Regions from separate parts of the Homo sapiens genome. Here regions 2 and 3 are each linked to region 1. The links are chromatin contacts, found by Hi-C or POLR2A ChIA-PET in ENCODE. All regions are on one chromosome and are shown on one strand. The core of a region is the stretch at or near the end of the contact, and the rest is flanking DNA. Distances in the headings are between cores, read along the strand shown.

What was found. Hi-C counts contacts between places; a loop is a spot of excess contacts on that map. ChIA-PET counts read pairs that join two places held with the same protein, here RNA polymerase II (POLR2A). Pooled maps may share reads with other maps.
Region 2: a loop to region 1 is called in a pooled map, with 2.1 times the contacts of the local background. The contact joins two enhancer-like sites. A Hi-C loop is called at or near these places in 1 of 37 single-sample maps with no recorded cell type and 2 of 50 pooled maps. POLR2A ChIA-PET finds 5 or more read pairs at or near these places in 1 of 52 experiments (PC-9).
Region 3: a pooled map shows a loop between it and region 1 (7-fold over the local background). The contact joins two enhancer-like sites. A Hi-C loop is called at or near these places in 5 of 37 single-sample maps with no recorded cell type and 8 of 50 pooled maps.

The regions. Positions count from the first base shown.
Region 1 is chr2:11,943,471-11,947,609 of GRCh38, forward strand. No RefSeq gene overlaps it. Among named protein-coding and RNA genes, the nearest start is that of MIR3681HG, 62 kb to the right of the region's middle. Within about 2 kb of position 2,186, at least 5 of the 41 ENCODE cell types and tissues checked have a DNase peak (open chromatin) inside an H3K27ac peak, as active enhancers do.
Region 2 is chr2:12,553,351-12,557,489 of GRCh38, forward strand. All of the region lies in intron 4 of MIR3681HG (MIR3681 host gene), which reads left to right. Among named protein-coding and RNA genes, the nearest start is that of TRIB2, 160 kb to the right of the region's middle. Within about 2 kb of position 1,767, at least 5 of the 41 ENCODE cell types and tissues checked have a DNase peak (open chromatin) inside an H3K27ac peak, as active enhancers do.
Region 3 is chr2:12,499,883-12,504,021 of GRCh38, forward strand. The region is part of intron 4 of MIR3681HG (MIR3681 host gene); the gene reads left to right. Among named protein-coding and RNA genes, the nearest start is that of TRIB2, 210 kb to the right of the region's middle. Within about 2 kb of position 2,034, at least 9 of the 41 ENCODE cell types and tissues checked have a DNase peak (open chromatin) inside an H3K27ac peak, as active enhancers do.

The sequences.
Region 1 (4,139 bases), core at 936-3,435:
AACCTACCCCATAGATGTTGTGAGTGTCAATTGAGTTCATATGTGTAAGGCACCGGGCATCATGTGTGGTGAGGAAGGACTCAGCAATTGTTGCCTGTGTTTTTTATTACACTATAAAGCTCAGAACCCTTAGCTTGCTTTATGTTTCTCTATATGGTATTTTCAGTGGAATATCTTGCATATCCCTATATATATTTTTTCATGTTTGAGCCACCCTAAACCTCATTATTCCAGGATTCATCAGTATTTAAACTTAGCATTTTTTTTCTTCTCTAGAATCTCCTTTTCCCCATTCTATGCCTAAGTAAACCATACGGAAGACGACAAGTGTGACAGAAACAAAGGATCCAGGAGTCATGAAGAATTCCAAGATGGCCCAGAATCTCCCTAGTTATGTTAGCATTTTTATTTGAAAGTGGCATAGGCCAGGTGCGGTGGCTCAGGCCTATAATCCCAGCACTTTGGGAGGCTGAGGCGGGAGGATCACTTGAGGTCAGGAGTTCGAGACCAGCCTGGCCAACATGGTGAAACCCCGTCTCTACTAAAAATATGAAAGTTGGCCAGGTGTGGTGGTGCACACCTATAATCCTAGCTACTGTAGTGGCTGAGGCATAAGAATCGCTTGAACCCAGGAGGCAGAGGTTGCAGTGAGCCAGGGTTGCACCACTGCACTGTAGCCTGGGCGACAGAGTAAGACACCGTCTCAAAAAAAAAAAAAAAAAGTAGCATAAGATGGAGGTACAGGGATGTGTGACCCTTTGTTACTGAAACACGAGGGGTTCAGTGTAGGTCCTGTTGCTCACTACACAGAAAGTCAATCACTGAGGCAATGAGTATTACCAGGGAAGAAAGTTTTAATCGGGTGTTTCAGCCAAGGAGATGGGAAATCGGTCTCAAATGTGTCTCCCCAACAACTAAAATTAGGGGTTTATATAGTGGAGAAAGAAATGTAACCGTGTGTGAGAGGTAAGGAAGAGGAGCTGGTCAACAGGCAGTGGGTGGTTGATTAGGCAGTTATGACAGGTGAGGGGTCTGGCATCTCATTGTCCAGATACTGTGATCTAGTGAGTTTCAGTTCCTTGATACTATTTGGCAGGACTGATGGTTGATTTCCTGAAAAAGGAACTCCGATAAAACAAAAGTAAACTTCTGAAGTTTTAAGACTGGAAGGTTCAATTTCTGTGTTTATTCAAAAGAAACCATACATCAATTCTATGGGACAATTGGGCCAGTTTCACCTCCTTTTTATTTCTTCACCTCGACTGACATGGAGTCTGAAGCTAAGCAGGGGATCAGTATGCACATGGACTGCTGAGAGGCTGCTCTTTCTCATGTTTAGTGTTGGTCACTGAATTCTGCCTCTGGTCCTTGGCTGTCTGGAGGAGCAACTGAACATGGACAAAAGGTAAAAAACTCATTAAAGAGGTGACAGATGTCACTCAGAGGAAATGAATACACCTTGAAGGGGGTATGTTTTAATCAGAGACAAAGAAGCTCTCCAGCAGTTCTAGAAAATGATAGCCAAGATTTGTTGATTATCATATGCCAGGCACTGTGCTAAACACCTCACATACATTATCTTTTTTTAATGTCAAAACAAACTTGTGAGGTGTTACTATTATTTTCATTTTACAAATGTGACACCAAGATTTAGGTAGATTGAGTTACTTGTTGAGAGTTGAACCCAGCTGTCTGATGACAAAGTCTATTATTATTTTCAGAAGTCTCTAAAATATCAGTCCTTCAAAACTCCATCTGGTCAATGGATCAATTGGGTTAGTGGTTTTTAAACTTTTGACCTTAGTCCACAGTAACAAATACATTTTCTTTCATGACCATGACTCATGACTCAGGACACACACACACTCTTATAACCTCTTTTTTTTTTTTTTTAAGAGAAGGTCTTGGTCTGTCACCCAGGCTGGAGTGCAATGGCATGATCTCAGCTCACTTCAACCTCTGCTTCCCAGGCTCAAGCAATCCTCCCACCTGAGCCTCCTGAGTAGCTGGGACTACAAGTATATGCCACTATGCCCAGCTCATTTTTGTACTTTTTGTAGAGATGGGGTTTCATCATGTTGCCCAGGCTGGTCTTGAACTACTGGGCTCAAGTGATCCACCTGCGTTGGCCTCCTCAAATGCTGGGATTACAGGTTTGAGCCATCGTACCCAGCCTGTACACTCATATTTACATGCCCGCATATGAAAAGTAAAACTGAAACAAAAGTTTCACAACTCAATAGTTGCACTTCCTATACGTTTTCTATTAAATTTTCATTTTATTGCAAAGAAAAGGCTTATTATAACCACCAAATTTGTACGTGGTAATTTGCACTTTGAAAGTCTTAGAATATTTTTAATCCTTTTTCAAATTATTGGATCCTTATGTTTCTGTATTTCTTGGAAATCCTTTTAGGCTTATCCCACCCACTAGTCATTCCAGGAAATACCTTCTCATCATATATATAGACATTTAGTATGACATGGTCATAAGATCTTAGAGTATTGTTTTGTAGAAATTGCTAAAAAGGTATTTTGTAAAGTGGATTTTTTTGTGTGTTTTGTAACAGGAGAATTTGCTTTTATTTATCTTATTACCAAAAGAAATTGTATTATACTGATCATTTCCATATGTATTTTTAAAGTTGCTTGGCTGGGTTGAATCTTTATTCTTTAAGTTACAAGGACATTGTATTCAAATAAAAGGAACAATCATAATATTATTAATTAGAGCAGTAAGGCTTTGGTTTCCATGCAAATAAGCATAATTGAAATAGAACTGAGTTTTTTTTAAAGTGGATTTTGAAACTGGTGGAAAAACTTGGAAAACAAATATCTCAAAGCTAAAGCAAATGCAATCTGTATATGTAAATGAGATTGATTAATTTTAGCAGGCAAATGAGAAAATCAATGATTTTCAAAATCGAGTAATTTGGTAACCATTAGTTTCATTAGTCTTTCTGTTTCAAACTTAATTATTTAAATATAGAACTAGATTGAAGTATAATTTATGGAGAAATCATCCTTAAATTAATTACATGCAAGCTTTCCCCTATAAATGGAAGAATTGAAGGTGAAATTATAAATGCTTATTGCAGAGCATGGAATCCTTTGGTCGTGGCTTGTTCGGGTTTGACTTGGGAGATGATGTGGAAATGGGAGTACACTAACTTTGACTCAAAGCAAGATCTGAATCTCAGCTTTGACTCTAACTGTGAGCTTTTAGGCAACTTTCTTAACTTCTAAAGGGCTTCACATTTCTTAACTATTATATTAGAGAATTATATCTATGTTGCAGAGCAATTGTACAGACTAAATAAGGAAATGTATGTGAAAATCTTAGCCTAGCGTCAGGCACACAGATAAGGCTTTTATTAGGAATGGTGTCCCCAAACCCCTCACCTTCCTGGGTGGATGGAGGAAGGCTTGGGTTCAGGAAATTCTGTGTTTCTGGGACTGCTTAGGGGAGAGTGCATGGTCTGCTGGCATTTCCCCATTAGTTAGCAGTATTCTTATCTATGACATTCTGTGGATCTCTCACAGCATCACTTCCATCAGGAAACCAAGATGGGCTTTAGCAGGTAGGTCCTTCGAATTGTTGAAAAGGCCAGAACAGCAGATGAGGTAGGGAGAAACTCATACATTTGGTTTTGTTTTTATTTCCCCATTGCAATGATTGGTTTTCCTAATATTTTTCATTTCCTCATCTCGCCAAATTGTCTCATTATGACAATCATGATAACCAATACTCATATGACACCTACTCAATGATTTTGTGGGATAACTAGGGTAGGTATTAGTCTGTTCTCATGCTGCTGTAAGGATATACCCGAGACTGGGTAATTTATAAAGGAAAGAGGATTAATTGACTCAGGTCCACAGGGCCCGGGAGGCCTCAGGAAACTTACAATTTTGGTGGAAAAGGAAGCAAATATGTCCTTCTTCACAAGATGGCAGGAGAGAAGAATGAGAGCTGAGAGAAGGAGGAAGCCCCTTCTAAAACCATCAGATCTCATGAGAGCTTACTATCATGAGAATCACATGGGAGAAACCACCCCCATGATTCGATGACCTCCCACTAGGTCCCTCCCACCACACATGGGGATTATGGGAACTACAATTCAAGATGAAATTTGAGT
Region 2 (4,139 bases), core at 517-3,016, 610 kb after region 1:
AAATGCGTTATTGATGTTGCAAGTTGTCTCTGATGCTTTACAACCCATTTTGAACTCAAATAAAATCTCTCGAATTTGCTTTTTGTCTAACATAATTTTCATAGTCTAAAATAAATATAAAATAAACAGCAAGTAATAAGTCATTAGCAAAAAAACATAAAGTGAGAAATGCACATTAGAATGATGTGTAACATAACCACATTTGTTTCAGAATGTATTCCAATATCAAAGATCAAATTGCACAATGCAAACACCACCATTACTTCTGCACCAAATCAAGACAAACAACATGGATGTCCATTTGGTGCTAGATGGAGTAAGATGGAACCTGGCCTGATGGCCAAGACCAAGACATTTATCTCCCCAAAAAGAGTTTCTGTTGGACAAGAGAATGATGATAAAGAGGTGTGGTAGTCCCCCGTGGGATGCTGGAAAAGAATACCACAAATTGAGTGACTTGATTAATCTTTTCATAGTTCTAGAGGATAAAAGTTGAAGATGAAGGTGAAGCAGGGTTGGCTTCTTCCTGGCTTGCAGATGGTCACCTTCTCACTGTGTCCTTATGTGACCTTTCATCCTTGTTTGCACATTCCTGGTGTCTCTTCCTCTTTTAATAAGGACACAGGTCTTATCGGATTAGCTTCCCACTCTTTTGACAGCATTTAAACTTAATTAAATTGGTAGAGGATGGGAAATTACTTAATGGTACAGCGTATGCTATTCAGGCAATGGGTACCCTAAAAGCCTTGACTTGACCACTATGTAATCTATACATGCAAAAAAATTACACTTATATCCTGTAAACTTACATGAATAAAAAATTAAATAAGCTTAATTATCTCCTTAAAGACCCTATCTTTAAATACAGTCACATTGGGTTACGACTACTTCCACATGCGGATTTTAGGGGGACAGAACTCAGTCCATAACAACAGAAGACCACTGAAATTGGAAGAGGCGTGTGATTCATTCCAGCTGCTGCACTGCGGCAGATCCCAAGCAGTGGCACTGACAAGCTGTGTCACCAGGCAGAGGCTGACACAAAAGAGCAACCCAGCGGACTAAAGGCCACATCTATAGCAGCTTAGAAGCTGCCTCAGCCTCATGCTGTGGGTCCGGCGCAGGTTAAACAGGCTTGGGCAAGGCTAAGAAGGGACACAGCGGGGGTTGCTGAAGAAGAGTCAGGAGTTTGTCCTCCTAAGACCAGGGCAGTTTAGAGACATCATTATCACATTTGCATCTCTGGTTCCTAGGAGACATCGGGGCACAGGGTAAGTGTTCAATTATTCACCAATGAACTTCAAATGGTTAAATAGTTGAGAACACAGGGAGCTCCCCATTACTGGCTGCATCTGTCCAAGGGGCTATGAAAAGTGGTCGTGCATTGAATGAGACCTTGAAAATCTTGTCCTGGTCTAACAGTCTGACTCTTTGTTTACATAACAAAGTGGATCATAAAAAATCCCCATCTCTTTCTACGTCTGAGTAGATTTTCTTAGTTTACACTGTCATCTTGTGAGCTATGTTTGTATTTTGCATATGCGTTTGCCCCATTTTGGGGTGGCATTTTAAGGGGATGATGACTTATAATGTTCCTTCATTAGAAACATTGTAAAGCAGGATAGGTTTTTATGGCTCTATGTCCTTGTGATGCACATATGTGGGCAGCACTAGTAGTATCTCATCAGAAGCTTTCTCTTCTTTCAACTGGGTCCACAGGTTGAACTCTTCCTATGAGTGGAGCCCTAGCACTGCTCATTGCCCTGCCTGGCAGTGGTGTGGGAGGAGCCATGGCCCACCGGCCCCAGATCTTTCTAAGGGGGACACTGAATTACATTGTTCATCTCAAGAGTTAAACTAGACAAAGTGGGCCCAAACCTAATAAGACAGCCCATTAGGAACATTTTCTGTGCTTACATCTTACTGACTTTTATCATAAATTAGAGATTTTGAAGAGAATGAGTCATAGAAAAAGAAAAAATAATAACCTGGTTCAGCAATCAGCATATTATATCTCCCCAGTGACTCATAACATCAGACTCAAGTCAGGACAAACAGAGTTCCTGTCAGAAAGAAGTGCAGTTAAAAATAAAAGCAAAAATAGGAAGGGGTGGGCGGGCAGGGTGGGGGGAGCAAAACCTTTTAAACTGTGCCTAGAACTCTCCCCAGCCTGGATTCCCTAATGAGGGATTTGAGGTGCAAATAGGCTGAAAAGCCTGAGTCAGACAGCAGGAGGAAGCAGCTCCCAGGGTGCAAAGACAAATGGATTTCTTAATAAAATCCTCCAGGAAAAGAAAAGCAGCAGAAACCATGAAGTATGGATTATTCGTTAAATACGAAAGGGGCCTGCAAGAGGGCTTCTCCTAATGAAATCGTGGCACAATTTCATGAAGAAACACAGGTTTCAGAGTTAAACCAACTTGCATCTTAATTGTGGTTCCACCAAAATTGGCCGTGCAAGCTTGGAAGGATCCTTGGTTTTCACATCTGTTGGATGAGGATAACAAGCCACAGCACAGAGCTGTTGTGAAGATTGACCGATGCTAAGCATGTAAAGCACTTAGCATGGTGTACACATTTACAGGAAAAAAGACTGACATTAAATAATAATTTGTCTTAAAACTATAGATGAAAATACATCTGGACAGAGTTTGCTGAAGCTTTAATTGATAGACTCAGATAAGTGTCTATCAAGCATGTCACAGAATCACAGCTTCGTAAGAGTGGATTCAGATGCCGCTGACTAAGGCCATGGTACCCTTGAACATTTTATTACAGCAGAAAAGGTTAAGCAGCTTTGGCTGGTCCAATAGTTTCCCTGTTCTACATGAGTTCCTCTTCTTCGGTTTCTCCCCAACCAGCCTAGCCAGTGCTTTTAGTGCACATTTGAAAACCCAAAAATAAGTTTGCAGCCAAGCAACTTTGGATTAAGCTTTGATTCTTCCAGTTACTACCTATGTGACATTGGCGAGATGCTTCACCTTTCTAAGCCTTAGTGGCACACCTGTGAGATGAAGTAAGTAGCTACTATCTTAAACAGATGCTATGGAATTTTGAATGAAGAACTTGAAATGTCTAGCATAGTTTGTGAGCACAAAAGTAATTGACAGACTATTTTCATTCCTCTCTCCTAACTAATGTATGCATTTTGTTAGCTATAAATAAGACAATCAATAGCAGAAACGATCTACCTGCCGTTTACAGGAGAATATTTGGAAAAATGTCAGTCCAATTTATAAGTGTTTACAGAAAAGAAGGAGCTAAGTGAACGTCCCACTCCTCAGGCCAATATCTCTCAGCCTTTGTAATCTTTGTTCTGTCATTTCCAGAGAGGAAAAAACATGTCCCTGATAAGTGGGGTTGCATGTGGTCCTCTCAGTCACCAGTCCCAGTACACTGCTGTGAAAGGTTGTAGACTTTGGAGACAGACTTACGTGGTTTTGTGTCCTAGTTTCTTGCCTTAAAGCTGTATAAAGTTAATAAAATCATGGAAGTCTCCATTTCCTCACCAATGATGCAGAGAGCTACCTCACAGGCTTGCCCTAAAGATTAAACCACACGACGGAAGAGCCTGACCTATGAGTCAACAAGGGCTAGCTGCTGTGTGGCTGTCCCAGGCCATCCACCATTCTGCATGTTTCTTGCTACAGCACCCAGGACTTTGCTGTTTGCACTTCCTCTGAGAGCAGACACCTCTCATGAACTCCTCTGAGTCTTCGTCCTTGTAAATATCTGCAGTGTGGAATCAGTCTGCAGCTAACACTCCTCCAGGTTGCTCATGAAGTCACATGCAAGGGTCATCGGCAATGGTGAAGAGCTGCAGAACTAACATACCAGAGGGAGTGGCAAAGCTTTCTAAACTACAAAGTCTTTATAGCTGTGATCCTTGCTCTGGAGTTTCTAACTCCCACCTGAGAGGGTCTCAAGCTTATCCTTATTTTTCAGGATGTGGCTTATTGTATCCTCTTGATCCTCACTCTGCATCTGCTTACATTGTTACTGGAAGAGGTCTGGATCCAGACCCCAAGAGAGGGTTCTTTGATCTCATGCAAGAAAGAATTCAGGGCAAGTCCACAGAGAAAACTAAAAGCCAGTTTATTAGGAAAGTAAAGGAATAAAAGAATGGGCTACTCTATAGA
Region 3 (4,139 bases), core at 784-3,283, 560 kb after region 1:
GCACTTACTTTTTATGTACCATCTGCTCTGCATTTTAGCTGCTTTGGCATTTGTCCAAAGGAAGAAGGTGCTTTGGACAGAAGGCTGGACTCGGGAGCCAGGGCACCTGGTTCACCCCCTGCTCTGCTGCCGCCCCTCCATTAGTTGCCCAATGTCTTTTTTTTCTTTTTTCTTTTTTTTTTTTTTTTGGTTTTTGAGATGGAGTCTCTCTCTGTTGCCCAGGCGGGAGTGCATTTTTCATGTGATCTCGGCTCACTACAACCTGTGCTTCCTGGGTTCAAGCAATTCTCCTGCCTCAGTGTCCCGAGTACATGGGATTACAGTCACCTGCCACCATGCCTGGCTAATTTTTTTTTTGTATTTTTAGTAGAGGCAGAGTTTCATCACATTGTCCAGGTTGGTCTCCAACTCCTGCCCTCAGGTGATCCACCCTCCTCGGCCTCCCAAAGTGCTGGGATTACAGGCATGAGCCACCGCACCCAGCCTGCCCAATGTCTTAGAGCCTCCGTTATCTCGTTCATATCATAACCTCATAAAGTAGCAGTATGGATCCGATGAAATAATTGATATAAAAATGGCTTCTTTACTGTGAAAAAATGCATATATATGTATATGTCCTCATTTGCTGCTCAACGTCAGAGAGCATGGGTCAGCTTTATACCACACAGCAAACTTGCCTCATCTGTTTCTGGTATAGACTCAAAACTCCATTAATGCCAAGTAACATCTGACGGTGTATGGGTGGAAAGGAGACAGTCTCAGGTGCTGAAAGAAGAGGCGATCAAACTTAATGACAAATTTTGCTGTGTTCTTTATGAATATGCAGAAAGCTTGGGAAATGTCCTTGAATTTATAAAATTAGGTGAAAGGAATGAGATAAGTCTCGACATGTCTGACTTTTCATGCCTATAGGCACCCATTTTTCTGCAGACACATGGGGGCTGTGCATCTTCTTGTTCTGCTGGGTCTTAGAATTGTGGAAATGCAGCCTCCCACAACTCACGGGGCATTGAAGAGACCCTGACTCTCTTCCAATGTTTAGGGAGGAAACTGAGCTCCTGAGAAAGGACTGAAGAATCCAAGCTAGAGAGAGTTAGAGGAACAAAGAGTCTACAAGTTTGAGCTTCAGCTCTCAACAGGGCCTTTCACCTCCCTGCTACCTGGGGGCTCTGTCTTAGCTGTCACAGTGCAGCCAGCACTGTCAATGATCTATCAATTGGCAGCTCTCTTATGTTTTGGTCTGGAGCCACTTTAGATGTGATGAACAAGATTAATTTTGAAAAATAATGCTGTGTTCCAATAAAAATGGCTCATGTACTGTCAAGACCAATTGGAGTCCTTTTTTTTTTTTTTTGCCTTAGTAGGGAGAAAAGGTATTCCATGTCGTAAGTTACATGTTAAATTAGTAACAATGGTTAATTTTAACAATCATTGTCTAAAGCTGAATAGGATGCAGATATTTATTGATGCCACTTTCTGTTCTGGTAGTAATTTTGTATTACTGATGTACTCTTGCAAGTAGTCAGGCAATTTTGACTTGTTAAAATAATTTTAAAAACACAGAAAGAAGGACAGTTGACAATTTAACAAGATGAAAGATGGTTTTAAGTTTAGGATCAGGCAATAAGAAACACAAAATACATGAAACCCTTACTCCTTTGTTTGCTGGTGCAGGTTTGAGGTCTCTGCTGTTAGGCAGGAAAGGGTGGGAACTCTCCTCCACCCTTCCCCTTCCTGCCCCTCCACTGACTGAACAGGCAAAAGAACATCAGGACGACTCATACCGAAAGCCGGGGGTGCTGGGGCCTTGCAAACCAGGTCACCTGACAGAGCTTTTGCTTCTATGAGCCTGGATGAAACCAGCTATACAATAAAGCCAATAAAAAGAAAAGAAGATGCCTTAGTGCCACATAAATTTGGCAGAAGTGAACATCTCACTGATTAAAAATACATTTTAAATAGAAGAATTATATGGCATGTGAATTATATCTCAGTCAAGCAGTTGTGAAATATATAACACCCCCTGCTTACACACACATGCAACTACTACATCACATGCAGGCACTTGGCCTCTCTGCCTATCAAAAGTAGCTTGCATTTGTACAGCTCCTTGCAATTTACACAGGGCCTTCATACGCCAGTGGTTTCACACTTAGGAATTGAACAGAGAAGTAGGAAAAAGGAAACAGAGAGTTTACCCTTACAAGATAATTGATGTTCCTAAGGTCATACAGTGAATGAATGTCAGAGACAGAGCTTGAGTTTTAATCCCAGTATTCTTTACACCACCTCCCTATCAGTGTCTCCGTGGAGGTGAGGGCATGGGCTTTGCAACATTTTAATTTCTCAAGGTTACCATGAACTCTAATAGTAAGGAGGGAATGCTAGGAAGAAGAGAAAACTTATGTCTTGGAGGGAAATTCTAAATAGATGTTTTCTATTAAGTTCTAGAAATATATTCAACACAATTGAAAAAAATTGTGGAATCTCTATTATCTGTCAAGTCTATGCCGTCCTCATTTACTCTCCATGTAAAATTAGTGGATTTCTGAGGATCCTGCATAAGCCTAATATTTAATGAATTTAGATTTCTTAAGGAATCAAAATTTTGTATTGGTGAATTAGAACATGACCAGAAGTCAACCAAAGTCTCTCCCTGAGGGAAAGAGTAACTGAAGCTTGAATAATGTGTGGACTCAGGAAGTCAGGGGAAGGCACTGCTGCTGAGAAGATGAATGTATACAAATCTATGAACTAAAGAATTCAAGAAATGAGTTACCAGACCGAGGTGTGTGCAAGAACATTCTGGAAGGGGGCAAATGGGACACAAAGTTGACATCAGACAACTTGGAATTGAAAAGGGAATTAGAGAATTGGCAACTGGCAGAAAGCTTTCAAATGAAGGACATAGGGCCTGAGGTAGAGGAAGTAACTTGCCCCTTGAAAGCCACACAACAGCAAGACAGAACCAGGGCTGGCCCTGGAAGTCAGGTTCCCAGATTCGTGGTGTGGCCCCCACGATACTGCTCTGCACGTCATATCTGAGCATGAGACGACTCAGAAATCTTTGCTGATTCAACCTTTCTGCCTCTGCATGTAAATGCCACCATGCCTTCCCACATTGCCTCTCTCCCACGTGAAACATCTGGTTTGAGGTTCACCAATAATAGCTTAAAACCACAAGTCTAAGTCAGTGGGACCCAGAATTGTCAAAAGAATCACCCAAAAATCCAGGGAAAAGGAAACAGATGACTTGGGTTTAACATACTTTAATCGTGCTCTCTAGATGACGGTTTTAAATAAGTATGCCATAGAAATAGATAACATGGCAGCCATGATTCTCTTTTTATCGAACAATTACCCTTTAAATTCTCAGGCCCCTCAGTAGGAGCCTACCTTTCAAACTTAAGGGCTCTTCTCTCCGTTATTAGTGACGTGCTTTTCCCATTCCTGTATGTTAATTATTTTATAAAAATTGAAGGGATTTAACATTGAAATCTCTGCCTTGGGCCCTCTGAGTTCCAGGAAACTCTCTTCCAACAGTAGTAGGAGGCCAGCTCTGCCTGGACATCCCACCTGCACTGTGTCCTCATCATGGGGTGAACTAAACTAATCTCCCCCAAGCCATGAAGTTCCCCATCTCAAGGACAGGAATCCCTGCACACCCAGCTATGCAGTGCAGAAAGAAAGACAGGAGTCAGGTAAATAAATACATTGTTAATGGAGTAGATGTTGTTGCTGGAGGTTCTGGCAATTAGTAAACGGGATAGTTACTGCAACTACCTATACAGTAAATTTCTCATCTTTACAATTAAAGCATTAATGTCTATTCATTACAGTGTTTTGAAGAGTAAGAAAATATACTTAATATACTTTGCACAGTGCCTAGTACATATTAAGTACTCAATAAATGCTAGTTGTGTTTATTATAGCTATGGTTCATATCTCGCCGAATCCCATCATTCAGCATGGGACATGGGTACAGTACAGTATGCACATAATAACTATGTGATCCCTAAAAGAATAAATGCATTTGAATCCTGCACACATTCCATGAGCTTAGTAATGACTTAACTCTCCCATGTAAGAAAACTGAGTCTATGTTGGTATATATTTTTCCCTCTGAGATGAGGTCTTGC